2 separate regions of the Homo sapiens genome follow, and region 2 is linked to region 1. Evidence: chromatin contacts called from ENCODE Hi-C or POLR2A ChIA-PET data. All regions are on one chromosome and are shown on one strand. Each heading gives the region's core, a stretch centred on a gene start or an enhancer-like site at or near the end of the contact. The rest is flanking DNA. Distances are from core to core; before and after follow the strand shown. Region 1 holds the start of CCDC62 (coiled-coil domain containing 62). Region 2 holds the start of SNRNP35 (small nuclear ribonucleoprotein U11/U12 subunit 35).

Evidence for each region. Hi-C counts contacts between places; a loop is a spot of excess contacts on that map. ChIA-PET counts read pairs that join two places held with the same protein, here RNA polymerase II (POLR2A). Pooled maps may share reads with other maps.
Region 2: a loop to region 1 is called in a pooled map, with 2.3 times the contacts of the local background. The contact joins the promoter of SNRNP35 here to the promoter of CCDC62 in region 1. A Hi-C loop is called at or near these places in 1 of 50 pooled maps. POLR2A ChIA-PET finds 5 or more read pairs at or near these places in 2 of 52 experiments (activated T-cell and naive thymus-derived CD4-positive, alpha-beta T cell).

What each region holds. Positions count from the first base shown.
Region 1 is chr12:122,771,915-122,777,452 of GRCh38, reverse strand. CCDC62 (coiled-coil domain containing 62) reads right to left here and starts at 2,881. Exons shown (of 13, transcript NM_201435.5): 1 at 2,747-2,881. The coding sequence starts at 2,782. RefSeq lists silencers at 2,017-2,311, 2,834-3,043 and enhancers at 2,514-2,653, 2,041-2,734.
Region 2 is chr12:123,455,202-123,460,739 of GRCh38, reverse strand. It overlaps SNRNP35 (small nuclear ribonucleoprotein U11/U12 subunit 35), which reads right to left and starts at 2,601. Exons shown (of 2, transcript NM_022717.4): 1 at 2,524-2,601. RefSeq lists enhancers at 1,182-2,047, 2,294-2,373, 2,048-2,914.

The DNA.
Region 1 (5,538 bases), core at 1,632-4,131:
AATCAATAACAAATCAGCCAAAGTCCATTTTCCAAATAAGTATATCTTCTTTTGCGGCCAATTCTAAGTAGTTCAATTAAGTTTTAATAACATGGCAGCAAAAGATTATGTATACTTAAAACATGTTCAAGTTAAAATCTACCATGCACTCTGCCTCTCTACAATTTTCTGTCATGCCATACGTACCATGCCTAAAAAGTGGGACTGTTTCTAAAACCCACTGGGTAAACAAATAAACCTATTTCTGCACTTTTTCTCCCCCTTTGCCAACAACCCTTTTCTCTGCCAGTCAATAACATTATCCCCTACCTTGCCCCAGCAATTTGAGTAACCAAGTACAGGTAAACATGAAATAGTGGCCAGGCGTGGTGGCTCACGCCTGTAATTCCAGCATTTTGGGAGGTCAAGGTGGGCCGATCACCTGAGGTCAGGAGTTCGAGACCAGCCTGGCCAACGTGGCAAAACCCCATCTCTACTAAAAATACAAAAATTAGCTCAGTGTGGTGGCATGCGCCTGTAATCCCAGCTACTCAAGAGGCTGAGGCAGGAGAACTGCTTGAACCCTGGAGGCAGAGGTTGCAGTGAGCCGAGATCGTGCCATTGCACTCTAGCCTGGGCAACAAGAGCAAAACTCTATCAAAAAAAACCAAACAAAATCACGAAATAGTTACTGTTTAAATGTAAATGATCCTTACTAAACAATGGGAATTTTAGTCTATAAAAAGAAAATTAAGTCTTCCAGTGTTCAATATGCATGACAACTACAACATCTAAGGCATCTATACATACTCAATCTATTAAGGGCAATTTAATATTGTAACTGATCCAAATACAACATACATCATTAAAAAATAAATTATGTAAGGAAATCTTTCACATGTACCCAAAGACAATAGTACGATAAACTCCCATATACTCTGTGCCTGGGTTCTACCATTATTGAGATTTCACTGCGGCTGCTTCAATGTCCTTTTCTTTTCATTATTGGTTAAAAAATACCATTTCACCCTTACATACTTCAGAATGCATCTCTAAAAATGAACATTTCCTATATAACCATGATGCCATTTTTATATCTAACAATATTATCTATTAATACAATAATTTCTTTGAAGTATACAGCATTTTAAAATCTAACAAGTTGGCCTGACCAAATTGTGATCCCAGAATTAGCCACTTAGTGGCTACATAACCTTGGGCAAGTTACTTAACTTCTCTAAGCATTAGTTTCCTCACCTGTAAAACGATAGCAACTGCATTTTAACATCTTGGAGTGGTGAAGATTAAACAAGACAAACTCTGTAAAGTACTGAGCACAAAGCCTGGCCCGTTGTAATCACTCAACAAACATCAGCTCTCATTAACACTGTAAACCACATTTCAAATCATGGTGCTGTCCCTGCCTATGAAATAAACAACTAAAAGTGTTACTTTAATAGAGTTCCACCTTAAAGACAGTAATTAAAGGTTCAACAGAGGCCCTTTGTACCTCCTTACTGCTTTTTGAAAAGTAAGATTTGTAAATAAACAAGAATAATGAGGTTGGGCTCAGTGGCTCACGCCTGTAATCCCAGCACTTTGGAAGGCCGAGGTGGGCAGATCACCTGAGGTCGGGAGTTCGAGACCAGCCTGGCCAACATGGCGAAACCCTGTCTCTACTAAAAACACAAAAATTAGCTCGGCATGGTGGTGGGAGCCTGTAGTCCCAGCTATTTGGGAGGCTGAGGCGGGAGGATTGCTTGAACTCGGGAAGCAGAGGCTGCAGTAAGCCGACATTGCGTCACTGTACTCCAGCCCTGGGGACAGAGCCAGACCCTGTCTCAAAAATAAATAAATAAGAATGATGAATAAATTACAGTTGCTAGTCTTAACAAGGAAAATGGAATTTGGAGTCAAGGGATTTCAAGTCCCAAGGCTTGAATTCCAGTGTTGGGTTAGCCCTTCATTCATGCACTCAACAAATAATTTATTGAGCGCCAGTGGCTGGGCCACAGACCTCCAGGCAAGGAGCACATATTCCACTCCAGGAAAACAGGCAGTAAGCCGAGTACACAAAGGCAGGTCGTCTTACACTGATGGACGCGAACCTTGGGCAAGCCCACTTCCAGACTTTTTGGTACAGTGGAGTTGTGAGAGCTCCTTCCTCTACTCGCCAGGTTGTGTAAATTAAGGACACCCTGAGAGGTAAATGGGAAAGCAGCTCCCCAGACGCCAATCGTCCTCCTTAAACAGTAAGCACCGGGTACGCGCTACTCTGTGGCCCGGGCTGAATAACAAGGTGTTATTGGGTTAAGGAAACGGTCGTGACGCCGTTTTCCTCTAGTGTATTGTTTCACTTTTTTTTTTTTTTTTTTTTTTTGAGACGGAGTCTCGCTCTGTCGCCCAGGCTGGAGTGCAGTGGCGCGATCTCGGCTCACTGCAAGCTCTGCCTCCCGGGTTCACGCCATTCTCCTGCCTCAGCCTCCCGAGTAGCTGGGATTACAGGCGCCCGCCGCCACGCCCGGCTAATTTTTTTTTTTTTATTTTTAGTAGAGACGGGGTTTCACTGTGTTAGCCAGGATGGTCTCGATCTCCTGACCTCGTGATCCGCCCGCCTCCGCCTCCCAAAGCGCTGGGATTACAGGCGTGAGCCACCGCGCCCGGCCTGTTTCACATTTTAAGTAGACACCGTTCTTGAGAAGCAATAGATTTCGACCAATGTGCACCGTTCCCGCGGCGCCCCGCCGCGCCCGGAACCGCTGCTTACCTGGCGCCCGGCAAGGAAGGCTGCCGGAGGGTTCATAGGTGTTTCCTCCGCCCCCGGAGAAGCCCGGTGTGGGCGGCGTCACCTCAGAAACGCCATCGGCGCGCCTGCCCCGAGCGGCGGGGGCGAGCCCGGAGCCCCGGGGCCCCGCGCCCTCGGCCGACCCCCGCCCCGTACTCCAACCGCCTGCCTGGTGCCCACGCGGCGTGCGCCCGCCGGGGCTCGGGGCTCCCCGCCAGGGTTTCCGGGCCGCAGCCCCGCTGCGCTGGTGGGCACTGTTCTTCTGCCTCGGAAACTGGGGGCTCCCAAGTGGCTCAGGCTGCGTATGGACGCTTTTTGCCCACGCCCGAGGCTCCGGCGCTGGAAGGCCTGAAAGAACCGGCTGTTCACCACTACCCAGAGAATGAAGAAGTCAATAAAGGCTGCTGCGCCGCCCCCAGCACTCTGGTTTATGACATTTGAGTTGCTCACTTCCCTATCTTCCATCTTCCCCCTAATAACCGTGAGCTCGGCCGTGCTCGCTCCTGTGTAGCTGGCTCCCAGAACAGGACCTGACACTCGAATGCGTGGAGGCAGAGCCCAGCCCTCGGGGATAACAGTTGCGGGCTACCCTAGCACCTTTGATACTTTAAACCAAGAATCACAGATGAAGAGGGGGAAATTTACTCTTGGGAGCTCCTGAAAAGCAATGAGGAGAACCACGGTACTTTGTCATGACAAAATCTACGATATTCTGGGTTGAATCTAAGCTTTTTCACCTGTTCTTCCATAGTCACCTCTTCATCCCCCTTTCACTCTTCCTAAGATGTGGGAACGGGACTAGGAAAAAATAAGGCTTATCACACTTCAGCCCCGGCTGCCCATCCCTGAATGCTTAACCCATCAGACAGCAACACAATTACTAAATACGGTCGGTCTTACAGGGTTTCAACTTTACTTTTTGGTTGAATATGAAATGCCAAAACATGCCCTTGTGTTCAAAAAATACAATCTGAAAATGGAAAAACAAAATTAAGATTTCTTATTTTGAAGCTTTACTGATAGGCTCATGTTTGGGAGACCAAAGCAATGTCTTAGAATTTAAAATCAAGAAAGCTGGGCGCAGTGGCCTGTAACCCCAGCACTTTGGGAGGCCAATGTAGGAGGATCTGTTGCGTTCAGGAGTTTGAGACCAGCCTGAGCAACATGGTGACACCCACCTCTAAAAAACTTTTTTTTTTTTTTTTTTTGAGATGGAGTCTGGCTCTTGTTGCCTGAGCTGGAGTGCAATGGCACAATCTCGGCTCACTGCAAACTCTGCCTCTGGCCTCAAGCAAATCTCCTGCCTCAGCCTCCCGAGTAGCTGGGATTACAGGTGCCCGCCACCACGCCACCTTTGTTGTATTTTTAGTAGAGATGGGTTTCACTACCTTGGCCAGGCTGGTCGCGAACTCCTGACCTCAGTTGACCCACCCACTTCAGCCTCCCAAAGTGCTGGGATTACAGGTGTGAGCTACCGCACCTGGCCAAAAAATAAATTTTTTTTTAAACTGGGCGTGGTGGTGCACTCCTGTGGTCTCAGCTACTCACGAGGCTGACTTGAGCTGGGAGATGGCGGCTCCAATGAGCTGTGATCATGCCACTGCATTCCAGTCCGATCGAGAGTGAGACCTTGACTCAAAAAAACAAAAATCAGGCCAGACGTGGTGGCTCACGCCTGTAATCCCAGCACTTTGAGAGGCCGAGGAGGATGGATCATGAGATTAGAAGTTTGAGACCAGCCTAGCCAATACAACGAAACCCTGTCTCTACTAAAAATCAAACAAACAAACAAACAAACAAAAACTAGCCACGTGTGGTGGTGCGCACCCATAGTCCCAGCTACTCGGAAGGCTGAGGCAGGAGAATCGCTTGAATGCAGGAGATGGAGGTTACAGTGAGCCAAGACTGCGCCACCTCACTCCAGCCTAGGCAATAGAGGGACACTCCGTATCAAAAAAAAAAAAAAACAAAAAAACACCAACCACCACTACCACCAAAACCCAAAACCAAATAGCCAATAAATACAAAAAGGTGGTCTACTTCCCTGATCATTACAGAAATGCAAAAAAATAAAAATAAATAAATAAATCAACAAAGCAAATTCTGGGTGGGTATTTGCTAAAAACAGTCTAGCAGTAGATGACTGCAGTAAGTTGGTGGTGATGAGATGTAAAGGAATGTGGGTTGAATGTCAATTTTTGAAGTGAGGAGTGTTTTAATTCACGTTTCTTAGGTTTCACCATTGTTAAGACTTGATATTTTTCTAGAAAGTCCTCGAGTGCCATTGTTCACCAGGCAACCATGTGTGACACTCAAGTAAAAATACATGTACAGGCTGGGTGTGGTGGTTCACACCTGTAATCCCAGCACTTTGGGAGGCTGAGGTGGGAGGATAGCTTGAGCTCAGGAGTTTGAGACCAGCCTGGACAACATAGGGAGACCCCCCATCTCTATAAAAAATTTAAAAATTAGCTGGGTATGGTGGCATGTGCCTGTGGTCTCAGCCACTCCAGAAGCTGAAGTGGGAGGATCACTTGAGGCTGGGAGATCAAGGCTGCAGTGAGCTGTGATCATGCCACTGCGTTCCAGCCTGGGCAACAGAGCGAGACTCTGTCTCAAAAATGAATAAAATTGTGTGTATCTAGAATAGTAAGAAATTAGGCTCATTTTGATTATGGTTCATAAATAGTAACTGAGTATAGTAAGAGGATTATGATGGCAAGGTACAAATTAAAAATCTCAAGTTTTTACCTTCGCTCCCCACAGGTTTTCAT
Region 2 (5,538 bases), core at 1,352-3,851, 680 kb before region 1:
TCTTGCTCTGTTGCCCAGACTGGAGTACAGTGGCACAGTCATGGCTCACTGCAGCCTCTCCCACCCTAGCCTCCTGAGTACCTGGAATTACTCACTATGCGCCACCATACCCAGCTTTTTTTTTTTTTTTTTTTTTTGTAGAGATGGGGTCTCACTATATTGCATAGGCTGATCTTGAACTCCTGGGCATGAGCTATCCTTCTGCCTCAGCCTCCCAAAGTGCTGGGATTACACATGTGAGCCAGCGAACCCAGCCTGTACTAACCTCTTAACTCCTCTCACTTCTCAACAATACCAGGACTTAGGTACTATATTATTATTGCCTTTTCAGATGAAAAAGGTCAGACACAAAAAGGCAGCCTGTGCCCCAAATCCTAAAGCTAAGAAGTAGCCCAGTGGAGGAGTTAGAACCAGGGGCAGTGTGGACTCCAGAGCTAAAGCTCTTAATCGTTTCCTCTGATGCTTTTCATAAAATATAAGGTTTTGGAGATAAAGATAGGAAAAAGAAAACACACAAACCAGTATTCTGGGTGTCTGAGGCTGAGACCCACCCCTCCTCTCCTGAAGGAAAAGAACCCCTCCCCATTCAACGTTAAAAAGTCACAAGGGGCCCGGTGCAGTGGCTCACGCCAGCAATCCTAGCACTTGAGGAGGCCAAGATGAGCGGATCATTTGAAGTCAGGAGTCACAAGGATCTACCAAATAAAACTGATATTATTGTACACAGAGCTCCTGTTCAAAACTTTAAGACTTCTTCAAATTAAAATGGAGGAGAATTACAAACGGATAAGCATGGATTTTGTTCTCTCTCTCATCTGCATGCTTCTATAGATACTAACAGCTGGTTTCATTGTTTCTCATTAATCTTTCTAGGTGCACTTCCTCCCCGGCAGCATTAGGTTGAGATTTCCTACAACAATCTCTTTCGATTTTTACATTCTCTTTTTTTACTCGAGACAAAGTCTCACTCTGTCACCCAGGCTGGAGTGCAATGGCCAATCTCGGCTCACTGCAACCTCTGCCTCCCAGGTTCAAGTGATTCTCCTGCCTCAGCCTCCCGAGTAGCTGGGATTACAGACACACACCACCACGCCCAGCTAATTTTTGCATTTTTAGTACAGACAGGATTTCACCATGTTGGCCAAGCTGGTCTCAAACTCCTGATGTCAGATGACCCGCCTGCCTCAGCCTCCCAAAGTGCTGGGATTACAGGCGTGAACCACCGCGCCTGGGCCTCATTCTCATTTTACTCATCAACAGGGGATGAGAGCCGAAATGAATGGTGGGGGCCAGGGCGCGGTGGCTCATGCCTGTAATCCCAGCACTTTGGGAGGCCAAGGCGGGTGGATTATTTGAGGTCAGTAAATTTTGAGCTTCAGGATTCTTATTGTGAAATGTAGCTAAATGTCACTTCACTAGGTTTTTGTGAAGATTAGATCATATGGTGTCTATAAAAATGCATTACAATTATAAATTATTATACAAATTTAGAAAATTTTTGGCCAGGCACGCGCTGGCTCACGCCTGTAATACCAGCACTTTGAGAGGCCGAGGCTGGAGGATCGCTTGAGCCCAGAAATTCGAGACCAGCCTGGGCAACAAAGTGAGACCCCGTTTCAATCAATCAATCAATAATCAATTCTCCGGGCGTGGGGTCGCGCCTGTGGTCCCAGATACTTGAGAGGCTGAGGCGGGAGGACTGCTTGACCCGAAATGTCGACGCTGCAGTGAGCCGAGATCGCGCCACCGCTCTCCAGCCTGGGCGACTCCCTGTCTCTGGGGAAAAACAAAAAAATAAATGAAGCCTCTCCTTCCTGGGTCTTCGGGGTAAGACTCTGCCCCTCCTGGCCGGGCACGGTGGCTGACGGCTGTAATCCCAGCACTTTGGGAGGCCGAGGCGGGTGGATCACGAGGACAGGAGATCGAGACCATCCTGGCTAACATGGTGAAACCCCGTCTCCAGTAAAATACAAAAAATTAGCAGGGCGTGGTGGCGGGCGCCTGTAGTCTCAGCTACTCGGGAAGCTGAGGCAGTGGAATCGCTTGAACCCAGGAGGCGGAGGTTGCAGTGAACCGAGATCGCACCACTGCACTCCAGCCCGGGCGACAGAGCAAGACTGTCTCAAAAAGGAAAAAAAAAAAAAAAAGACTTTGCCCCTCCTGTGAAAAGCAAAACTGAAGGCGGAACCCACAGAGCCCTCCAGGGCATGCGCAGTGGGCCTCGGAGGCAAACACCTAAGTTTCTGTGGAAAAGCCTATCCTTCCCATCCAGCCTGCAGCCTGGCCGCCAACCCTCGAGGCCGCTCCCCCGCCCCTCTCCTTCTCTGGGGGCCGCAGGGAGTAAGGCGCCATCCTTCCAATCCAGCTCTCGTCCCCACTCCCCGCAACGCAACCCAGAATGTCGTCCCCTTTGCCAGGTTTCAACATGGCGCCCCACACAAGCGCGGGCACAGCGTCTGGGCCGCACTCCCTCTTCCTTCTCTCCGGCGTGGGGCCCGCTCCTTCCAAGCCGCTTCCACTCACCTCTGCAAAGCTTGGGCTCCCTTCCGACGGAGACAGGCGAGCAGCTGCAGGCGACAGCAGATTCTCCGCGCCGGCCTCGGCCTGACCTTTACATTGGTAGCAGCAGATTCGCCGCCGACGCTCGTTTCCTGTTTGTTTTACCTTTAAAATTTTACTCCCACGCAACGAGGGTGTTATCATCTCCGAAGACAATAAGCTAAAAAAAAATTTTTTTAAGAGAAAAATTGCTAATTCAACAACTAAGTTGAAAGAAAGACTATCGAATATGCAGTTACCTGGGACATTTTACTTTATTATTTATTTATTCTTATTTATTATTTTTTCTTGAGACGGAGACTCCCTCTGTCGCCCAGGCTGGAGTGCAGTGGTGCGAACTCGGCTCACTGCAACCTCCGCCTCCCGGGTTCAAGTGATTTTCCTGCCTCAGCCTCCCGCGTAGCTGGGATTACTGGCGCCCGCCACCACGCCCGGCTATTTTTTGTATTTTTAGTAGAGACAGGGTTTTGCCATGTTGGCCAGGCTGGTCTCGAACTTCTGACCTCAAGTGATCCGCCCGCCTCGGCCTCCCAAAGTGCTGGGATTACAGGCGTGAGCCATCGCGCCCGGCCCCAATTTCTTTATAAAAAAAAAAAAAAAAAAAAAGGCCAGGTGGCATGCCTCACGCCTGTAATCCCAGCACTTCGGGAGGCCGAGGCGGGCGGATCACCTGAGGTTCGGAGTTCGAGACCAGCCTGAGCAACATGGAGAAACCCCTTCTCTACTAAAAATACAAAATTAGCTGGACATGGTGTCATGTGCCTGTAATCCCAGCCACTCAGGAGGCTGAGGCAGGAGAATCACTTGAACCCGGGAGGCAGAGGTTTCGATGAACTGAGATGGTGCCATTGCACTCCAGCCTGAACAACAAGAGTGAAAGTCCGTCTCAAAAAAAAGAAAAATCTATAGCTTAAAATTTTATGTTTGAAAATATATGGTAGCCACTGTCAGTGGAGGCCATCTGCAGTTTCAGCTACTAGGGAGGCTGAGTCGTGAGGCTTGAGGCCAGGAGTTCAAGTTCAGCCTGTCAGCCTGGGCAACAGAGCAAGACCCCTATGTTGTTGTTTGTTTGTTTGTTTTTGTTTTGTTTTGTTTGAGACAGAGTTTCACTCTTGTTGCCCATATTGGAGTGCAATGGCACGATCTCGGCTGACCGCAACCTCCGCCTCCCAGGTTCAAGCAATTCTCCTGACAGCCTTCCGAGTAGCTGGGATTACAGGCATGTGCCACCATGCCCGGCTAATTTTGTATTTTTAGTAGAGATGGGGTTTCTCCATGTTGGTCAGGCTGGTCTTGAACTCCCGATCTCAAGTGATCTGCCTGCCTTGGCCTCCCAAAGTGCTGGGATTACAGGCGTGAGCCACCACACCTGGCTGACCCCTATGCTTTTAAACACACACACACACACACACACACACACACACACACACACACACACACACACGTGGTATGTACAGTACATGCAATGGAATACTATTTCTCCTTAAAAAGAAATGAAATTCTAATTGCTACAACATCATGAATGAACGTAGTTCATGGATGAACCATGCTAAGTGAAAGAAGCATAAGGACAAATACTGTATGGTTCCACTTATATGAGGGACCTAGGATAGTCAAATTCATGGTTGGAAAGTACAGCAGTGGTTATCAGGGGCTGCTGTGGGTGTTAGGAAGATGGCGAGGTATTGTTTAACAGATACAGAGGTTCAATTTGAGATGATGAAGAAGTTCTGGAAATAGATAGTACAGATGGTTTCACAACAATGTGAATCTACCTAATGTTATTTAATAGTTAAAACAGACTGGCCGGGCGAGGAGGCTAAGGCCTGTAATCCCAGCACACTGGGAGGCCAAGTTGGGAGGATCACGAGGTGAGGAGATCAAGACCAGCCTGGCCAACATAGTGAAACCGCATCTCTACTAAAAATACAAAAATTAGCTGGGTGTGCTGGCGGGCACCTGTAATCCCAGCTACTTGGGAGGCTGAGGCAGGAGAATAGCTTGAACCTGGGAGTCAGAGGTTGCAGTGAGCCGAGATTGCGCCATGGTACTCCAGCCTAGGCGACACAGCGAGACTGCATCTCAAAAAAAAAAAAAAAAAAAAAAAAAAGAACCAGGCACGTTGGCTTACGCCTATAATCTCAGCACTTTGGGAGACCAAGGAAGGCAGATTACTTGAGGCCAGAAGTTCAAGACCAGCCACGCCAACATGGTGAAACCCCATCTCTACTAAAAATACAAAAATTAGCCAGGTGTCATAGCGCGTGCCTGTAATCCCAGCTACTCAGGAAGCTGAGGCAGGAGAATCACTTGAACCCAGGAGGCGGAGGTTGCAGTGAGCCAAGATCACGCCACTGCACTCCAGCCTGGGCGACAGAGCAAACTCCGTCTCAAAAATAAATAAATAAATAAATGAAAGTACAGTGGAAAAGGTAAATTTTATGTTACACATACATTAAAATGTCTGTGTACCCTGGTAGCAATAAGCATAACCTAGCACCCGGATCTTGGTTTCTGATATCATTCTCCAATGAAAGTAACCAGTGCTCCTTGGAGAAATAGCTGACTCTAGAACTGGGACAAAAAAATACACAAGAAGCCTGGGTGCAGTGGCTCACACCTGTAATTCCAGCACTTTGGGAGGCTGAGGCGGGTGGATCACTTGAACTCAGGAGTTCAAGACCAGTCTGGGCAACATGGTGAAACCCCGTCTCTACAAAAAGTATAAAATTAGCCAGGCCTGATGGTGCACGCCTGTACTCCCAGCATCTCAGGAGGCTGAGGTGGGAGGATCGCTTGAGCCCAGGAGCTTGAGGCTGCAGTAAACTGAGATGGTGCTATCACACTCCAGCTGGAACGAGACCCTGTCTCAAAAAAATAAAAAATAAAAAATTCGCCCAGTCATGGTGGCTCACGCCTGTAATCCCAGCACTTTGGGAGGCCGAGGCAGGCAGATCGCTTGAGGTCAGGAGTCCAAGA